Regions from separate parts of the Homo sapiens genome. Here region 1 is linked to region 2. Evidence: read pairs that join two places in POLR2A ChIA-PET (ENCODE). Cell type or tissue: Caco-2. All regions are shown on one strand. Each heading gives the region's core, and the rest is flanking DNA. Links, peaks and the distances in the headings are about the cores only.

Evidence for each region. ChIA-PET counts read pairs that join two places held together with the same protein. Peaks named below come from ENCODE experiments on the same cell type or tissue, not always from the same donor. Only the 100,000 strongest peaks of a DNase experiment are listed, where the experiment ranks them.
Region 1: POLR2A ChIA-PET joins it to region 2 with 16 read pairs; 2 of 35 experiments call an interaction of 5 or more read pairs at or near these places.

The regions. Positions count from the first base shown.
Region 1 is chr12:64,469,910-64,477,909 of GRCh38, forward strand. TBK1 (TANK binding kinase 1) reads left to right here. Exons shown (of 21, transcript NM_013254.4): 6 at 4,321-4,481. Among named protein-coding and RNA genes, the nearest start is that of TBK1, 22 kb to the left of the region's middle. In Caco-2, for the core only: no CTCF peak of the experiment used is centred there; no DNase peak of the experiment used is centred there.
Region 2 is chr12:64,319,259-64,330,051 of GRCh38, forward strand. The region is part of intron 3 of C12orf56 (chromosome 12 open reading frame 56); the gene reads right to left. Among named protein-coding and RNA genes, the nearest start is that of C12orf56, 66 kb to the right of the region's middle. RefSeq lists an enhancer at 264-842. In Caco-2, for the core only: no CTCF peak of the experiment used is centred there; DNase peaks (open chromatin) are centred at 4,393 and 4,773.

The sequences.
Region 1 (8,000 bases), core at 1-8,000, 150 kb after region 2:
ATGAATGCTCAGGACACTACTGTTCCCAGGAGGGCACTGCTTGCCAAGGTTTACTGCTCTAAGAATGTTCTTGGGCTTCAGTCTGGTTCCATCAGGCCCAGAGAAAACAGCAGCTGTAAAGGCCTGGAGACAAGAATGACCTCAGGAGTTGGAGAAACAGAAAAGATGGCAGTTTTACTGGAATTTAGTGAGTAAAGAGGCAAGTGGAAGGACTTAGAATTAAAGAAGTGATCAGGGGGCTAGCCAGATCAGACAGGCTAGTAGTTTAAACCCTGTCAGACCAATACCCCCTTGTTATAATAAATATTTTGTAGTGTTCCCTTCAGTATCTTGAAATGAAATTCCTAGATAATATTATAAACCTGCACACCTAATTAAAATAGCATATCTTAATAATGTAAAGGAACATATTTTATAATAAAATAATAGATATTTAATATGTAAAAATTTAGAAACAGCTTCATGAGCAAACAAGTAGTGATATATGCTTGCAGCTATATGTAATACTACTTTGAATACAAGTGCAGTGATAACTCATGTTGTATTAGTGAATCACATCACAAATGGTAGTATTGTTATTGACATGATTTTCCAAAGTAGTGAACAATTTTTGGTAAAGTTTCTAACTAAAAGTAAATTTAAATATAGTTACATTCTTGGAAAAGCTGTACAAAAATACTTTGTTATATATAAAATGGAGTTCGAAATAGATTTCTCACTTGCACAAGTATCTGGCAGAATATTCCAAAGTCATTCAGGCTATATATAGGAGGATCATTTTTCAGAACTGTCACATACACTGCAGTATGTCCTTCAGTGTCTGGTCTCCGCCTTTTCCAATCATGATAATCACTGTAACAAGCAAACAGCAGTCCTGTACCAGCCTTCATGAGGTTGCTCCCCCAATACCAACTATTAATCTTTCATGTAACCTCCTGGGAACACAGTTTAGCTTTTGCCTCTAAGACTTTTAACAGGAAGAGCAAAACATTAAATAAATTAATTCCAAGTCTGTGCTGTACTCTAGGCTGAAATTTAACCCCATTCTATTTATTTCCTATTTCAGAATGGGAAATATTCAAATACAGTGCACCAGAATGAGATAAATAATAGTCTAAGGCTCAGCAGCCTAGCTATATTCTACATTTAACTGGAAACTTCCCTCGTTTTGAAGCTCCCAGGAACTACAACCCATATGTTAAATTCTCTCTCTTTTGTATGTTAAAGTCCAAAGAAAACATTCTTCTACTGTTTTTTGTTTTTGTTGTTGTTGTTATTGTGACAGAGTCTCAATCTGTTGCCCAGGCTGGAGTGCAGTGGCATAATCTCAGCTCACTCAAGCTCCACCTCCCAGGTTCAGGTGATTCTTATGTGCCAGCCTCCTAGATAGCTGGGGTTACAGGTGCACACCACCACACCTGGCTAATATTTTTGTGTCTATATATATATATGTATACTTTTGAGACAGAGTCTCACTCTGTTGCCCAGGCTGGAGTGTAGTGGTGCCATCCTAGCTCACTGCAACCTCCACCTCCTGGATTCAAGCAATTCTCCTGCCTCAGCTTCCCAAGTAGCTGGGATTACAGGTGTGTGCCACTACACCCAGCTAATTTTTGTATTTTTAGTAGAGATGAGGTTTCACCATGTTGGCCAGGCTAGTCTCAAACTCCTGACCTCAAGCGATCCACCCACCTTGGCCTCCCAAAGTGCTGGGATTACAGGATGTGAGCCACCACACCCTGTCTCTTCTACTGTTTTTAATATGATGGATATCATCTCAGTAATATAATCCTGAAAACCTTGGAGTAGCTTTATCCTTATGCTCTTCTTCCAGATGCAATAGCCCAGGCCCAGTAACACCAAGCCAGTAACACATCAGGACAGAGCCAGTGGGCACAAATGTATCAGACCAGCATGTGTCAAGCCACCCCAAGTTAATCACTCCCAGGGAATAGCTTCCAGCTGTACCAATTAGGCAGTATATTATTGCACCGTGTGAGGAGGTCCGTCTTTGTCTCCTTCTGGAATCACTGTGTCCCCTCTTCCCAGGAGGCTTTATATTCCAGAAGGCATCAGACATATCCAGGTACTTTTGGCCTCTTCATGACACCATTTACACACTAAGTACCAGCTGCTAGGTCAAAGGTTTGGCAATCACTTCTTTGGACAATAATCACTTTATGTGCTGTGCTACAGAACCAGCAAAGCCACTGAGATCCCATATATCTAGTAGGCATATGTTTGGACACTCACGTCAATACCCAGTTCTTATACTTGTCTGCATTCTGATTTCTCATTAAAATGTGTTTCTCAAAAGAGTCTTTTTCCCACCCCCATCTCCAGCACCCCCCCACCACCCCGACCCTCAGAAATCAGAGATTGTGATCCTTTGGGAGTGAGAGTCACAGATTGCATCATTTAGAAGCCCCTCCCAGCAGCATTTCCTACACTGGTTCCCAGTTCCCTGGGCCATAGCTAAATCCTACAATGTCATAAGGAATTGTTTTGGTTTGGGATCATTTAGGTGGTAACTCTACTTTGGTCCATACGTACACTTTTCAAGATTTATCTTCCAAAAATCTTCAAGTTGCAAGTGTATAACTTTCATGAAGGCAGATGGCAGGAGGCCATGCTGTGTGTGACCACTGGTTATTCTCTGCAGAACAAAATGTCCATCAGAATATCTGTTAGGTTTTGTGAGCTCCTAAACAATTTCTTAGAAGCTCCATCTGTTCTCAGTGACTATGGTATTAGTGCAGAGTGTCCAATCTTTTGGCTTCCCTGGGCTACACTGGAAGAATTGTCTTGGGCCACATATAAAATATGATAGATTATCTTGGGCCACACATAAAATAATGATAGCTGATGAGCTATTTTAAAAAAATCACAAAAAACCTCAATGTTTTAAGAAAGTTTATGAATTTGTGTTGGGCCACATTCAAAGCTGTCCTGGGCTACATGTGGCCCACAGGCTGCAGGTTGGACAAGCTTGGTGTAATATGTCCTATGTGTAAGGACGTGTGTTTAATGTCAGTAGATCCCCAGTGAACCCAGTCAAGTTAGTCCTCTGAATTGATTCTAGAGAATTTAATTTCATTAAATTAAATGCACTTACCCTGACAGATTGCATTTGAGGGATAAGGCAAAGAAATTAAGGCTGCCTGATAGGTTTCGGGTGTGAGCAGCTAGATATGTGGTGGTATTGTTTACTTAAAGTTTAGGAGGAAACAAGTTTAAGTGGGAAGACCAAGAGTCAATTTTGGATACGTTAAGTTTGAGCTGCCTTTTAGATATCGAGAGAATAGTAGGATATATGAATCTGAAGCTCAGGGCCCAAGGTAGTTTTGGAAGTTAAAGCATACATATGATATTTAATACATTAGGTCTGAATGGGAGATGAGGGAGTAAGGCAGTTATAATAAGCATGGACAGCTGTACTGAGAAGTTTTGCTGTGGTGGGAAGCAGAGAATTGGGTAATTGTTGAAAGGAGTTTTGTGGTCAATTTAGAGATCTTTTAAAATGGGAGATATTAAAGCATGTTTGTAAGCAGAAAGTAATGAATCAGAACAGAGGGAAACATTGCTGCATTAAATAAGTGGGATAATTACAAGAATTGATTTCTGGAATTGGCAAGATGATATGATAGGCTCTACAGCACAGATGGAAAAGTTGGCCATGTATAGGTGCAGTTCCATTGTGACTGGAAAGTAGGCCTGGAAAATGGACACAGATTGGCCAGGTGCAGTGGCTCATGCCTGTAATCCCAGTACTTTGAAAGGCCAAGGCTCTTAAGGTCCTCAAGGATCACTTGAGATCAGGAGTTCAAGACCAGCCTGGCCAACATGGTGAAACCCTGTCTCTACTAAAAATACAAAAATTAGCTAGGCATCATGGCAAGCACTTGTAGTCCCAGCTACTCAGGAGGCTGATGCAGGAGAATCACTCGAACCCGGGAAGCAGAGGTTGCAGTGAGCCGAGATCAAGCCACTGCACTCCACCCCATCTCAAAAAAAAGAGAAAAAAATAAAACGGACACAGATTCAGGTAGGTTGTATTTGGTAAAGGGCATAAGGGAGTGCTGGTCTGATTCCTTCCATTTCCACATTAAATTATGAAGCAGGGTCATCAAAACTGAGGATCAAAGGAGGTGGTGGAGGTTTGAGGAGGGAGGGGAAGATGTGAAATAGTCTTTTCAGATTGGGAAAGTGAAGTTATTAGGAAAACAAAATAGAATTTCTAAGCATTATTGAGTATCCATTTGTTTGTATAATGAAATGGGTCACAGGTTCATGATTTTTTTCTTTTTTTTTTAATCTTAGCACCCTGATATGTATGAGAGAGCAGTGCTAAGAAAAGATCATCAGAAGAAATATGGAGCAACAGTTGATCTTTGGAGCATTGGGGTAACATTTTACCATGCAGCTACTGGATCACTGCCATTTAGACCCTTTGAAGGGCCTCGTAGGAATAAAGAAGTGATGTAAGTGGTTTCCCGATCTAAAATCAGAGAAGCATTTAAAAAATGATTTCTGTCTTGGTTCATCTTATTGTTAGTGGTTTATGCTAATAAAAATTGATTTAACAATCATTTCTGATATTTTAAGCTACCTGGTTTTTAAAAAGAATGCAGCCTTATAAAAGTTTGCATAATTTTATGTTTAAGATATTTATGTTTAAATATCTTATATACACAGTATAAATGGTATTCAGTCTTTGGCCCATCATTAAAAATGTACTGCTTTCTAGACTTTATTTCAGCACACTGTTTATTTCACTCTGCATACTTGTCAGCACTTTCCTCCCATACAACTGAAAAAAAATACATAGTTCTGTGGAGTATTAGAATCATTACCAGATCTAAAACAAACATCAGTCTTACCCTAAAGTGAACTGATTCCTTTTACCATTTAAAAAATAACATTTTGGGCCAGGCGTGGTGGCTCACGCCTGTAATCCCAGCACTTTGGGAGGCTGAGGGAGGAGGATAGCTTGAGCCTAGGAGTTCCAAGACTAGCCTGAGCAACAGTGAGACCCTGTCTCTATAAAAAAATACAAACATTAGCCAGGGGTGGTGGTATGCTCCCATAGTCCCAGCTACTCAGGAGGCTGAGGTGGTAGGATCACCTGATCCCAGGAGATTGAGGCTGCTGTGAACTGTGATTGCGCCACGGCACTCCAGCCTGGGCGACAGAGTGAGACCCTGTCTCTAAATAAATAAATGAAAGAAAATTAAAAATAACATTTTGGCAGTAATGTAACATTAAACTTTTTTTTCCAGTGTTGCAGATTTGGACCAGACACTTGATATATTTTACTAGTATAATGTATACACATTTATGTATTGTCACAATTTTTTTTTAATTTCCATTTTTATTTTAGATTCAGAGGGTATGTGTGAAGGTTTAGTTAAAAGGGTATGTTGTGTAGTGCTGAGGTTTGGACTTTTGTTGATCCTATCACCCAGATAGTGAACGTGGTACCGAATAAGAAGTGTTCAGCCCTTGTCTCCTTCCCTCCCTACTTTTGGAGTCCTCAGTGTCTGTTGTTTCCATCTTTGTGTCCATCTTTGATGCATTAAATAAGTGGGATAATTACAAGAATTGATTTCTGGGATTGGCGAGACAATATGATGGGCTCCACAGCACAGATGGAAAAGTTGTGAACGCAAGATTTAGCTCTCATTTATAAGTGAGAACATAACAGTATTTGGTTTTTTGTTTCTGCATTAGTTCACTTAGGATAAAGGTCTCCAGCTGCATCCATGTTGCTGCAAAGGATATGATTTCATTCTTTTTTATGGCTGCATAGTATTCTACAGTGTATGTGTACCACATTTTTGTTATCCAGTCTGCCATTGATGGGAACCTAGATTGATTCTATGTGTTTGCTATCGTGAATACTGCTGGGATAAACATACAAGCGCATGTCTTTTTAGGTAGGATGATTTATTTTTCTTTGGTTATATACCCAGCAATGGGATTGCTGGGTCAAATGATAGTTCTATTTTTAGTTATTTGAGAACTCCAAGCTGCTTTTCGTAGGGGCTGAACTAATTTGCATTCCCACCAATAGTGTATAATTATTCCCTTTTCTCCACAACCTCACCAGCATCTGTTACTTTTTTTTATTTTTTTATAGCCATTCTGACTGGCGTGAGATGGTATCTCATTGCAGTTTTGATTTGCATCTCTTTGATGATTAGTGGTTTTTTCATGTTTGTTGGCAGCTTGCGTAGTCTTCTTTTTTTTTTTTTTTTTTTTTTTTTGAGATGGAGTCTCGCTCTGTTGCCCAGGCTGGAGTGCAGTGGTGCGATCTCAGCTCACTGCAAGCTCCGCCTCCCTGGTTCACGCTATTCTCCTGCCTCAGCCTCCCGAGTAGCTGAGACTACAGGCACGTGCCACCACACCCGGCTAATTTTTTGTATTTTTTAGTAGAGACGGGGTTTCACCATGTTAGCCAGGATGGTCTCGATCTCCTGACCTCGTGATCCACCCGCCTCGGCCTCCCAGAGTGCTAGGATCACAAGTGTGAGCCACCACACCCGGCGCATAGTCTTCTTTTGAGGAGAGTGTATTCATGTCCTTTGCTCACTTTTTAATGGGAATGTTTGTTTTTTTCTTGTTGATTCGTTTAAGTTCCTTATAGATTCTGGATGTTAGTCCTTTGTCAAATGCATAGTTTACAAATAATTTCTCCCATTCTATAGGTTGTCTGTTTATTCTGTTGAGAGTTCTTTTTGCTGTGCCAAAGCTCTTTAGTTTAATTAAGTCTCCTTTGTCTATTTTTTATTTTGTTGCATTTGATTTTGGGGTATTCATCCTGAATTATTTGCCTAAGACAATGTATAGAAGAGTATGTCCTATATTTTCTTCTAGAATTTTTGTAGTTTGAGGTCTTACATTTAAGTCTTTAATTCATCTTGAGTTAATTTTTGTATATGGTAAGAGGTAGGGGTCTAGTTTTATTCTGCATATGGTTAGCTAGTTTTCCCAGCACCATTTTTCGAATAGGGTATCCTTTCCCCCATTGTTTATTTTTGTCAACTTTGTCAAAGATATGTTGGTTGTAGATGTATGGCTTTATTTTAGGAGTCTCTATTCTGTTCCATCAGTCTGTGTATCTGTTTTTGTACCAGTACCATGCTGTTTTGGTTACCGTAGCTCTGCAGTATAGTTTGAAGTCAGGTAATATGATGCCTTCAGCTTTGTTCTTTTTGCTTAAGATTGCCTTGGCTATTCAGGCTCTGTTTTTGTTCCATATGAATTTAGAATAGTTTTTTCTAATTCTGTGAAAAATAACTGATAATTTGATAAGAATAGCATTGATTCTGTAGATTGCTCTGCGCAGTATGGATATTTTAATGATATTGATTCTTCCAACCCATGCGCATGGAATGCTTTTCCATTTGTTGTGTCATTTATGATTTCTTTCAGCGGTGTTAGTTCTTGTAGTCATCTTTCAACTCCTCAGTTAAGTGTATTCCTAGGTATTTTTGTGTCTGTGTGTGGCTATGGTAAATGGGATTGCGTTCTTGATAAAGTCTCAGCTTTGTCCGTGTATAGAAATGCTACTGATTGTTCTACATTTATTTTGTGTCCTGAGATTTGGCTGAAATTATTTATCAGGTCTAGGAGTCTTTTGGCAAAATCTTTAGGGTTTTCTAGGTTTAGAATCATACTGTCAGTGAAGAGAGATAATTTGACTACCTGTTTTCCTATTTGAATGCCTTTTATTTTTGTCTTACCTGATTGCTCTGGCTGAGACTTCTAGTACTATGTTGAATAGGAGTGGTGAGAGTGGGCATCCTTGTCTTGTCTCAGTTCTTAAGGGGAATTGCCCATTCAGAATGATGTTGGCTATTGGTTTGTCATAGATGGCTCTTATTATTTTGAGATATGTTCCTTCTGTGCCTAGTTTGTTGAGATGTATTGCCATAATTATTATGAAATAATTACTGTGTATAAAGTCATTTTTTGTAAGCCAAGGAAGAGATGGATTT
Region 2 (10,793 bases), core at 1,516-9,515:
CCTGTCCTTCATGGAGCCCTGATATTTCCACTGAAAGGACTTTTTAAGTTTTGAAACTTGATTGTCCTTTAATTGTACATTGCTAATGGATCCTATAAAGAAAAAACAATTCAAATAAGGATATGAAGAGAGGGGTTTTGTTTGTTTGTTTGTTTGAGACCGGGTCTCACTCTGTCACCCAGGTTGGAGTACAGTGGTGCCATCTGGGCTGTCTGTAACCTCCACCTCCCAGGCTCAAGTGATCCTCCCACCTCAGCCTCCTGAGTAGCTGGGACTACAGGCATGTGCCACTATGCCCAGCTAATTTTTGTATTTTTTTGTAGTGATGGTGAGACACAGGACTAGCTGGATTCCCTAGGCCGACTAAGAATCCCTAAGCCTAGCTGGGAAGGTGACCACTTCCACCTTTAAACACGGGGCTTGCAACTTAGCTCACACCCAACCAATCAGTAGTAAAGAGAGCTCATTAAAATGCTAATTAGGCAAAAACAGGAGGTAAAGAAATAGCCAGTCATCTATCGCCTGAGAGCACAGTGGGAGGGACAATGATCGGGATATAAACCCAGGCATTTGAGCCAGCAACAGCTACACTCTTTGGGTCCCCTCCCTTTTATGGGAGCTCTGTTTTCACTCTATTAAATCTTGCAACTGCACTGTCTTTTTGTCTGTTTGTTACGGCTCGAGCTGAGCTTTCGCTCCCCGTCCACCACTCCTGTTTGCCGCCTTGGCAGACCCGCCACTGACTTCCATCCCTCCGGATCCGGCAGGGTGTCCGCTGTGCTCCTGATCCAGTGAGACGCCCAGTGCCGCTCCCGAACGGGCTAAAGGCTTGCCATTGTTCCTGCACAGCTAAGTGCCCGGGTTCGTCCTAATGGAGCTGAACACTAGTTACTGGGTTACGCGGTTCTCTTCCGTGACCCACGGCTTCTAATAGAGCTATAACACTCACCACATAGCCCAAGATTCCATTCCTTGGAATCCATGAGGCCAAGAACCCCAGGTCAGAGAACACAAGGCTTGCCACCATCTTGGAAGCGGCCTGCCTTCATCTTGGGAGCTCTGGGAGCAAGGACACCCCGGTAACAATGGGAACTCACTATGTTGCCCAGGCTGGTCTCAAACTCCTGGGCTCAAATGATCTGCCCACCTCTGCCTCCACCTCCCAAAGTGCTGGGATTACAGGCCTGTGCCATTGTGCCTGGCCTGAGATTTTTTAAATGATGTTTTCTTTAATTCCCCTCCTGCTAATACTCTTCTGATTTTCCCAATAGCATCAGCACTTTTTTCAGAATCAATGCTGTGTCCTTTACTTTCCCTATTCTCTCCAGCTCACCATGACCTTTCTTTACTTTGCTGCACAAGAAAACAAGTTGGAGAAACTAAGAAGTTGCAGAGTATGGTGAGACCTAAATTCCAATCCTGGCTCTGCCACTTAATGGTTATGTGACCTTTGTTAAACAAAGTTGATGAGAGGCCATTGTTTTCAACTAGCCTCCTGCATGAGGCCCCAGCAGAACGGACCAAAACAGAAGGGAGTCCCTTGTGCTTAGTACCAGTAATCAAACTGAACTTGGAAACTGACCAGTTTTCCAGAAGAACAGATTCCACTCAACCTCAGTCAATAATGAAGTAGTGTCCTCTGTTTTAACCCTATAAGAACAGTAACTTTGAAACAAGCAATCCAATTTGTGCCTCATTTCAGCTTACTTCAGCCTTTCTCTGCCTATAAAGTCAACCTCCTCTGCTCAGCTTTTCAGACCACTTCTCCCACTTCTAGAATCACAAATAAAACTAAATCTATGCTTATTTTGTCTTTTGACATCTTAGTGGACCTAGGACTTCATTTCCTAATTTTAAAATAGAAACAATAATAGTACCCATCTCATAAGGTTTATGTGAGGATACATGCAATGAGTTTGCAAAACTGGAAACAATATGTGCAAGCTATTACTATTACCCTATATTGCCTTCAGTTGATGGTTTATCTTTTTTTTTATTTCAATAATTTTGAGGGGAAGTTTATCCTTTTACATTAAGTTATCTTCTCTCTCCCATAAGATTAGAACCTCCACGATAGTGGAAAACTACTTTGTTTTGTAGAGATGGGGGTCTCACTACATTGCCCAGGCTGGTCTTAAACTCCTGCCCTCAAGTGATCCTCCTGCCTCAGTCTCCCAAATTGCTGGGGTTACAGGCATGAGCCACTGTTCCCAGCTTGAAATCTCTCTTTTATTTTTACAAACTTAAAAATTTTTTGTAGAGATGGGGTCTCACTATGTTGCCAGGGCTGGTCTCAAACTCCTGGGTTCAAGCAATCCACCTGTCTCCGCCTCCCAAAGTGCTGGGATTACAGGTGTGAGCCACTGCACCCTGCCCCAGCCTACAATTTCTTAAGTGGAATGTTTAACTCATTTATTTTTTTAAACTCTCTTATTTCTTGGTGAATACAGTAAAAGCTGTAAATACAGCTTTAGAGCAGACCTCTAAAGTCTGCTTTAGCTCAGTTGCATGCACTTTGGTATGTATTGGCATTAAGTTCTAAGTATCTTTTAATTTCCTTTATTATTTTCAGCAGTTTGATCATGATGTGTTTGGATGTGGAATTTTTTTGAGTTTATCTTTTTGGGGGTTCACTGAGATTCTTGAACCTGTAAGTGTATATCTTTTACCAAATTTGGAGAATTTTCTGTCATTATTCCTCCAAATACTTTTTCTTTTCATTAATTTTTTTTTACATTTATTTAATTTATTATTATTATTATTATTTTTAGAGACAGAGTCTCACTATGTTACCCATGCTGGTTTTGAACTCCTGGGCTCAAGCGATCCTCTAGCCTAGGCCTCCCAAAGTGCTAGGATTACAGGCATGAGCCATTGTGCCTGGCTATTTTTCTGCACTATACTTTTTCTCCTCTCCTTCTAAGACTCTGAAGACATGAATACTAGATCTTTTTATACTGCCACACAGTACCCTGAGATTCTGTTTGTCTTTTCCTTCAATCTTTATTCTCTTTTGTTCGGACTAGATAATTTCTATTCATCTATCTTCAAATTCAGTGACTTTCCTCTGTCATCTCCATTCCAGCTATTGAGCCATTCAGTGAATTTTTAAAATTTCAGTTATTATAGTATGTTTTTCATTCTAAACTTTCCATTTGGTCCCTTTTTTATGTCTTCTATTTCTTGCTGAGACTTTCTGTCTTTCCATTTGCTTCAAAGGGGTTCATACTTACTTCTTAGAGCATGGTTATAACAGTTGCCTTAAAGTCTTTGGTTGAGCCAGGCATGGTGGCTCATGCCTGTAATCCCAGCACTTTGGGAGGCCGAGGTGGAAGGATCACTTGAGGCCCAGGAGTTCAAGACCAACCTGGCCAATATAGCGAGGCCCCATTTCTGATAACAACATCCTTCTTGTGGCCTGCAGCTTCTCATCATTAGGCCCAAAACATGGCACCTAGGAGGTGTTTCAAATCTCTGTACATGATAACATCCTTTAGTCCTCTACTTAGTGTTTTCTATCCCACCCTGCCTTTTGTTTAGGCTTCTAACTCAAATGTTTAATTATGGAGATGACAGTGCTAAAAAACTATGGGACAGTAGACCCAGCTCCCTCTTCACCCTCCTTTTTTTGGAAACTACTCCTCTCCTCTACAAACAGAGCACACAGAAGCTGCCATGTTTTTAAAGACCCTGATTTGTCGGCTGTGGTGAATATTTTTCAGCAGTGTGTCATTTATTCAAGCTGGGCAATCAGAGACTTTCTTCAGGATTTAAAAATTCAATACAAGTAAGTGTGTGAGTTAGCCTTTGTCTGGTGGTGGAAGCTGTAAAATGTGAATTTAAGACAGTCAGTGACTCGTGTGCTGCCCCATGGAGGATGTGGTGTTCAGGGAGAGAAGATGCAATTGACACACAAACATCAGAGAAGGAGACAGGGACTGAGTCCTGGGACACTCAAGCCCCCAGTTCCAGCTGTGTCTAAATTCCGTTCTTACCATTCCTACGTTCCCAGGATTCCATTTCTAAGCTTTACTGAGTTTGCTCACCATTGTATTCATACATTTAAAATAGAACACAGAGCCCAGCAATTCGAATATGCCAGATTAGACTGACAGAGAGATCTCTGTCTGTATCTATATCTTTATATATTTCCATTTCTAAATATATCTGTTGAATGAATACTGAATTTCATGAGTTGACGCAGTAATTCCAATAAATTCCCTTTTTAAACCTAAAATGCATTTCTGTCACTTTTAACAGAGTTTTAACCTCCACAGTAACCTAAAACAACTACTGCAAACATTTCCTTTTTTTTTTTTTGCCAAGACAGGGTCTTACTCTGTCACCCAGGCTGGAATGCAGTGGTGTGAGTAGCTTGGACTAGAGGGACATGCCACAAGCCCAGCTAATTTTTGCTTTTTTGTTTGTTTGTTTAAGAGATGGGGTTTCACCATGTTGCCCAGGCCGGTCTTAAACTCCTGGGCTCAAACAATCTACCCACCTTGGCCTCCCAAAGTGCTGGTATTACAGGCGTGAGCCATCATGCCCAGCTGCAAACATTAACTAAAAACCTCTTTTATTTTTCTAAATTGGAGGAAAACAATGGAACTCTCAAAGTATCCCAGAAATGTGGGGAATTACATGCTGAAATGAAGACTTGACTATGGGAGCATGTGGATGCCTATTCCTAGAACTGCCCCTCCTTCAATCCTTCCAATTACAAAGACCATGTTAAGAATTTCACTCAGTGCCCTGCTACAAGGCAGAGCCCTCCCCGCAGAAGCTCATAAGTCACATTCTTCAGGGCAATAATGGAAATACATAAACTCTGTCCAAACATGGTTTATTATTACATGGATTTAGAGCAAATCACACTCCCACAAGCCAATATTATGCAAGCCAGGCTAGGTTGTAAAGAATATGATTATTCATTCAACAAATATTAAGCACCTAGTATGTACCAAGCACTGGGCCAACACTAGAAATATATCAGTGCACAAGAATATCTAGGTCCCAGCTCTCATGGAGCTTGCATTCTAGTGGGAAGACAGACAATAAGCAATGAACATGTAGTTATAACTTACAAAAGTGCAATTGAAATCAACAAAGCAGTCTGATAAAGAAAACTTGTGTGTGTTTGTTGACGGGTGGCATACTTCAAACTAGGTGATCAAGCAAGAACTCTCTGGGATGAGGACATTTAAGCTAAGATCTGAAGGATGAGAAAGAGTGAGCCATGTGAAAAGCAATGTTAAGAGGGGTAAGAAGTTCAAAGGTCTGAGCTGGAAAGAGTTTGCAGTGCTCCAACTATTGAGATGAACAAGAGAAGTAAGAGGTGAAGCTGGAGCGGTAGGCAACGGCCAGTTCTTGCTGGGATGTCTAGACGTGGTAAAAGGTTTATCTGCTGTGCAATGGAATACCACTGAAAGGTTTTAAGCAAGAAAGGGACATTTGGAAAGTATCATTTTGGCTTTAAGGTGGATAATGGATTCAGGCAGAGGCAGACAGGTACTGAGAATGGAGGTGGAGAGTGTAGTAGAGGTGTTGCAGAAGTGATGAGAGGTGATAGTGGAGTTTTGGCAGTGGAGATAGAAGTTGATGGGTGAGTTAGAGACATATTATGAACTCAGGAGTTCCAATAATCCAGGGGAAGATTGATGTCATTGTAGATTATTTAGGCCAGCAATTCTCAAACCTTGGTAGCTAGCTAACAGAATCATCTAGGTAGCTACCAAAAACAGACAACTGAACACTGTCCCTAAAGCTGAGGATTCCATAGCCTGGAGTAGAGCCTAGGAGTCTGTACTCTCCACGAGCCCTTGGGAGATTCTTATACATGACCAAGATTGAAATAAACATGGACTTTTGCCATTATTCCAGGTCAGCTTTATTTCCACACCCCAGAAGATCTAGGCTAAGTCCTCACATTGCCCAGTCAGCATGTGTTAAGAGTGTAGACTAATCTCAAAGCAGTAACACCACATTAAGCAGCAGCAGTGGAGCTGGGCATGCCTGTAATCCCAGCTACCTAGGAGGTCGAGGCTTTAGTGAGCCATAATCACACCACTGTACTTGGCCCAGGCAGCAGAGCAAGACCCTGTCTAAAAAAAAAAAAAGAAGAAGAAGAAGAAGAAAAGAAGCAGCAGCAATGAGTGTCCCAGATTCTAACTTTCTGATAAGTAAATTCAAGCCCCTACAGTCTATTTAACTTTACACCGAAGGACTACTGGGGGAAAATGAGATCTCATATTCAATTGACTTCTCTAAAAGTGTGTGGTTTTATCTTTTTGTAAAAGGCAGAATAGTACACATACATGAATCTTTGATAATCTAGGTCCTTCTGAGCTTCGGGATTATCTTCATTAATATAGTGTGGAACTGAAATTGATGAGTTGGCCTGAAACAGCAGGCTCCCAAAGGCAGAAGCCAAAAGAAGGGGAGACTTGAGTACCCCACCTCCCTAGCATCTCCAATAGTCTTCCCCTGAGTGAGCCACCACAAATAAATATCTATGCCACATAAAAACAATGTATCTGTGCCTGCTAAGGAAAAAAGAGTTTCAATCTACCCCACATAAACATACAGTCTAGGTAAATGAATTCCCTAATCTCCCCTATTGCTGCCCCAAAGATCTTTTTTATAGAAATTCCAGGACCATCACTGACTCCAGGAAGGATCTAACACCAGTCCAAATCCTCTTCTATATATATGGGTATAAACCTAAAATTCTACTAGTTTTTTTCTGCCTCTAGCCAAGATGGAGTAATAGGGACCATATATACCCTTCTACCTGAAACAACCAAAAATTGGACAAAATATATGCAAAAATAGATTTCAAGACACTAGACACCAGGCAATAAAAGACAATGAGCCCTGGTAGATGGGAAATAATCAAGGTGAGACCTAATGATTGTCCCAGTTTACTGCCTTGAAAAAGTCTCCAGGGCACAGGGTAGAGAGGAGGGGGGTGGTACATACTGATTGTGGTAATGGTTTCATGGGGAGATATATATGATAAAACATACATGCACAGTTTATTGTGTGTCAATCATACCTCAGTAAAGCTGTTACAACAAAATTCTACAAATAGAACTTCTTTCCTGGAGCTGCTGGCTTTCATGCCTGCTAAAATGGAAATCCCACCAAAGGAATAACCATTTTAAATCTGTATTATTAAATTATCACAATGTTCTGGGCACAGTGGCTCACGCCTATAATCCCAGTACTTGGGACCACCGCCAGCCGAGGTGAGTGGATTACAAGACTGGGAGTTCGAGACCAGCCTGACAAACATGGTGAAACCCCGTCCCTACTAAAAATACAAAAAAATTAGCTGGGTGTGGTGGCGGGTACCTGCAATCTCAGTTACTCAGGAGGCTAAGGCAGAAGAATCGCTTAGGGAACCCAGGAGGCGGAGGTTGCAGTGAGCCAAGATTGAGCCACTGCACTCCAGCCTGGGCGACGGAGCTAGACTCTGTCTCAAAAAAAAAAAAAGAAAGAAAGAAATTGTCACAATGTGGTATCAGTAAAAACCCAAACATAAAATTTAGAGGAAGAACAAGGATACTTGCTAGGTGGTATGGTTTGAATATTTGTCCCCTCCAAAACTTACATTGAAATTTAATCCCCAGTATGGCAGTATTGAGTGGTGAGACCTTTAAGAGGTGACTGGGTAGTGAGGGCTCTGCCCTCATAAATGGATTAATCAATTCATGGATAAGTGGGTTAATATGTTAATGTGTTATCATGGGAATGGAACTGGCTTTATAAGAAGAGGAAGACAGACTTGAGCTTGCATGCCCAGTGCTCTTGCCATGTGATGTCCTGCACAGCCTAGGAACTCCGCTGAGTGTCCCCACCAGCAAGAACGCTCTCAGCAGATACAACTCCTTGACCTTGGCCTTCTCAGCCTCCATAACTATAAGAAATACATTTTTTTCCTTATAAATTAGCCAGTTTCAGGTATTCTGTGATATGCAACAGAAAACAGACTGAGATACCAGGGAAGGCTAGAGAGAGGACAGCACAGAGAAGGGAGAAAGAGCACAGAATGGGAGAAATGGAAACAAATCTTGACCATTTGACAAGTGTGTTGAGAGCTGGAAGTAGCCAGGATAGTTCCATGAAAATGCATGGTAACCATGGCTCATATTTACCTATGTAACAAATCTGCACGTCCTGCATATGTATCTCAGAACTAAACATAAATAAAATAAAATTTTTAAAAAAGAAAATGTGTAGTGGTGTTTCTTAGTTGCCACAATAAATGGGGAGCATTATTGGCACTTAGTGGACAAAAGCCAGGGAAGATGAAGTTTCACAATGTGTGGCCCCATTCTGCACAAGTACAAATGGTACCACACAAATGCCAGTAGCACCCCTTGAGAAATCTGGTGAAAGGAATTTAGCTACACAGGCTGTTGGTTCCTTCTCCAATGCCAGCATTTTAAAGGGGTCTCAATGCGCATTTTAAGCTATGGTTTGCCATGCTAAATAGAACACATTAGACAATTCTGTCTTAGTTTTTTTGATGTTTGGCTTCAAATGTAATCAAAACCTCCAAAGCCTTGAGAACTCTGACAGGAACACATGAACTCCTTAACCTTGAACTTACTTAAGCACCTTTAAGAATATTAGGTACTGCAGCCATTGTCCAACAATTTTCTTATCCAGAATAATTGGCCTTAAGGTTAAAATTCTACAAAGCAAGTTGGTAATGTGTTTAGGAAAAATAAACTTCCTAAGCCATTTTTTTTTTGGCAAGAAAGAAAGTTATAATAATAATGAAATTTAGGTTTGGAAGAGACCTCATAGGTCCTCTTGTTCAAACTGTGAGAGAGGGTGAGAATGACAGAAAGTGCAGTGAGAAAAGGCCCCTCCCCAGCAAGCTAAGCAACACAGCATGGGCCACCATGGGTTTGTGAATATCCCCAGTTAGGATTTCACTTTTTCCGAACAGCATTTTGCAATGCTTTTCTAATCTGGATATTTCCCCTTGCTATGACCTGTCTTTCTAGGATCCAATTCATATTAATTTTCCCTATGCCTCTATATCCCTTGAGTGGCAGCTCCCAGAATCCTACACTCCCCTCTTCCTTCTAATATCTAAATAGAGAAAGTGTGTAACAGTATCACACTTTGGCCAGGCACAGTGGCTCATGCCTGTAATCCAAGCACTTTGGGAGGCCGAGGCAGACAAATCATGAGGTCAGGAGTTCGAGACCTGCCTGGCCAACATGGTGAAACTCCATCTCTACTTAAAATACAAAAAATTAGCTGGACATGGTGGCGGGCGCCTGTAATCCCAGCTACTCGGGAGGCTGAGGCAGGAGAATCACTTGAACCCAGCAGGCGGAGGTTGCAGTGAGCCAAAATCGAGCCACTGCACTCCAGCCTGGGCGACAGTGCAAGACTCCATCTCAAAAAAAAAAAAAAAAAAAAAAAAAAAATATATATATATATATATATATATATATATAGTATCACACTTTAACTTATGCAACTTAAGAAACAACTTTTTTTTTTGTCCAGGTGCAGTGGCTCACGACTGTAATCCCAACACTGGGAGGCTGAGGTGAGCAGATCACTTGAGGTCAAGAGTTTGAGATCAGCCCGGTCAACATGGCAAAACCCCATCTCTACTAAAAATACAAAAAATTAGACAGGCGTGGTGGTGGGCACCTGTGATCCCAGCTACTCAGGAAGCTGAAGCAGGAAAGTCGCTTGAACCTGGGAGGCAGAGGTTGCAGTGAGCAGAGATCACACCACTGCACCCCAGCCTGGGTGACAGAGCGAGACTCAGTCTCAAAAAAAAAAAAGAAACTCCTTTTTCTCCTTTTTAAATTTACCCAGACTTCTTTCCCACCTTCCAGACTGAAATTTCAACTGTCAGATGAACTTATACACCAGATAAGCCCACTAGAACCTCAAGCTTAACCTATTTAAACCAGTACTTGAGCGTGATCCCTTCTGACATCCTTATTTGTTTGAAGGGCATCGCTATTCAGTCACCCCAGCTGGAAACCACGTAGTTTCTCTTTCCAGCTCTCCTATTTCAATTAAATGTTAGTATTGTGGATTCTGCCTATGAAATATCTCTTCCATCCGTCCCTTTTTCTTTATTTTTGCTATCACTACCCCAGTTCACATTCTAATGACTTTCCACCAATCTCAGGTCTTTCCCTACTTCAATCCATTTTAAGCACAATCGTCGGATTATTTTTCTGTAGTAATGGTTTATTTATTTATTTATTTATTTATTTATTTATTTATTTTTTATTATTACACTTTAAGTTTTAGGGTACATGTGCACATTGTGCAGGTTAGTTACATATGTATACATGTGCCATGCTGGTGCGCTGCACCCACTAACTCGTCATCTAGCATTAGGTATATCTCCCAATGCTATCCCTCCCCCCTCCCCCCACCCCACAACAGTCCCCAGAGTGTGATGTTCCCCTTCCTGTGTCCATGTGATCTCATTGTTCAATTCCCACCTATGAGTGAGAATATGCCGTGTTTGGTTTTTTGTTCTTGTGATAGTTTACTGAGAATGATGATTTCCAATTTCATCCATGTCCCTATAAAGGACATGAACTCATCATTTTTTATGGCTGCATAGTATTCCATGGTGTATATGTGCCACATTTTCTTAATCCAGTCTATCATTGTTGGACATTTGGGTTGGTTCCAAGTCTTTGCTATCGTGAATAATGCTGCAATAAACATACGTGTGCATGTGTCTTTATAGCAACATGATTTGTAGTCCTTTGGGTATATACCCAGTAATGGGA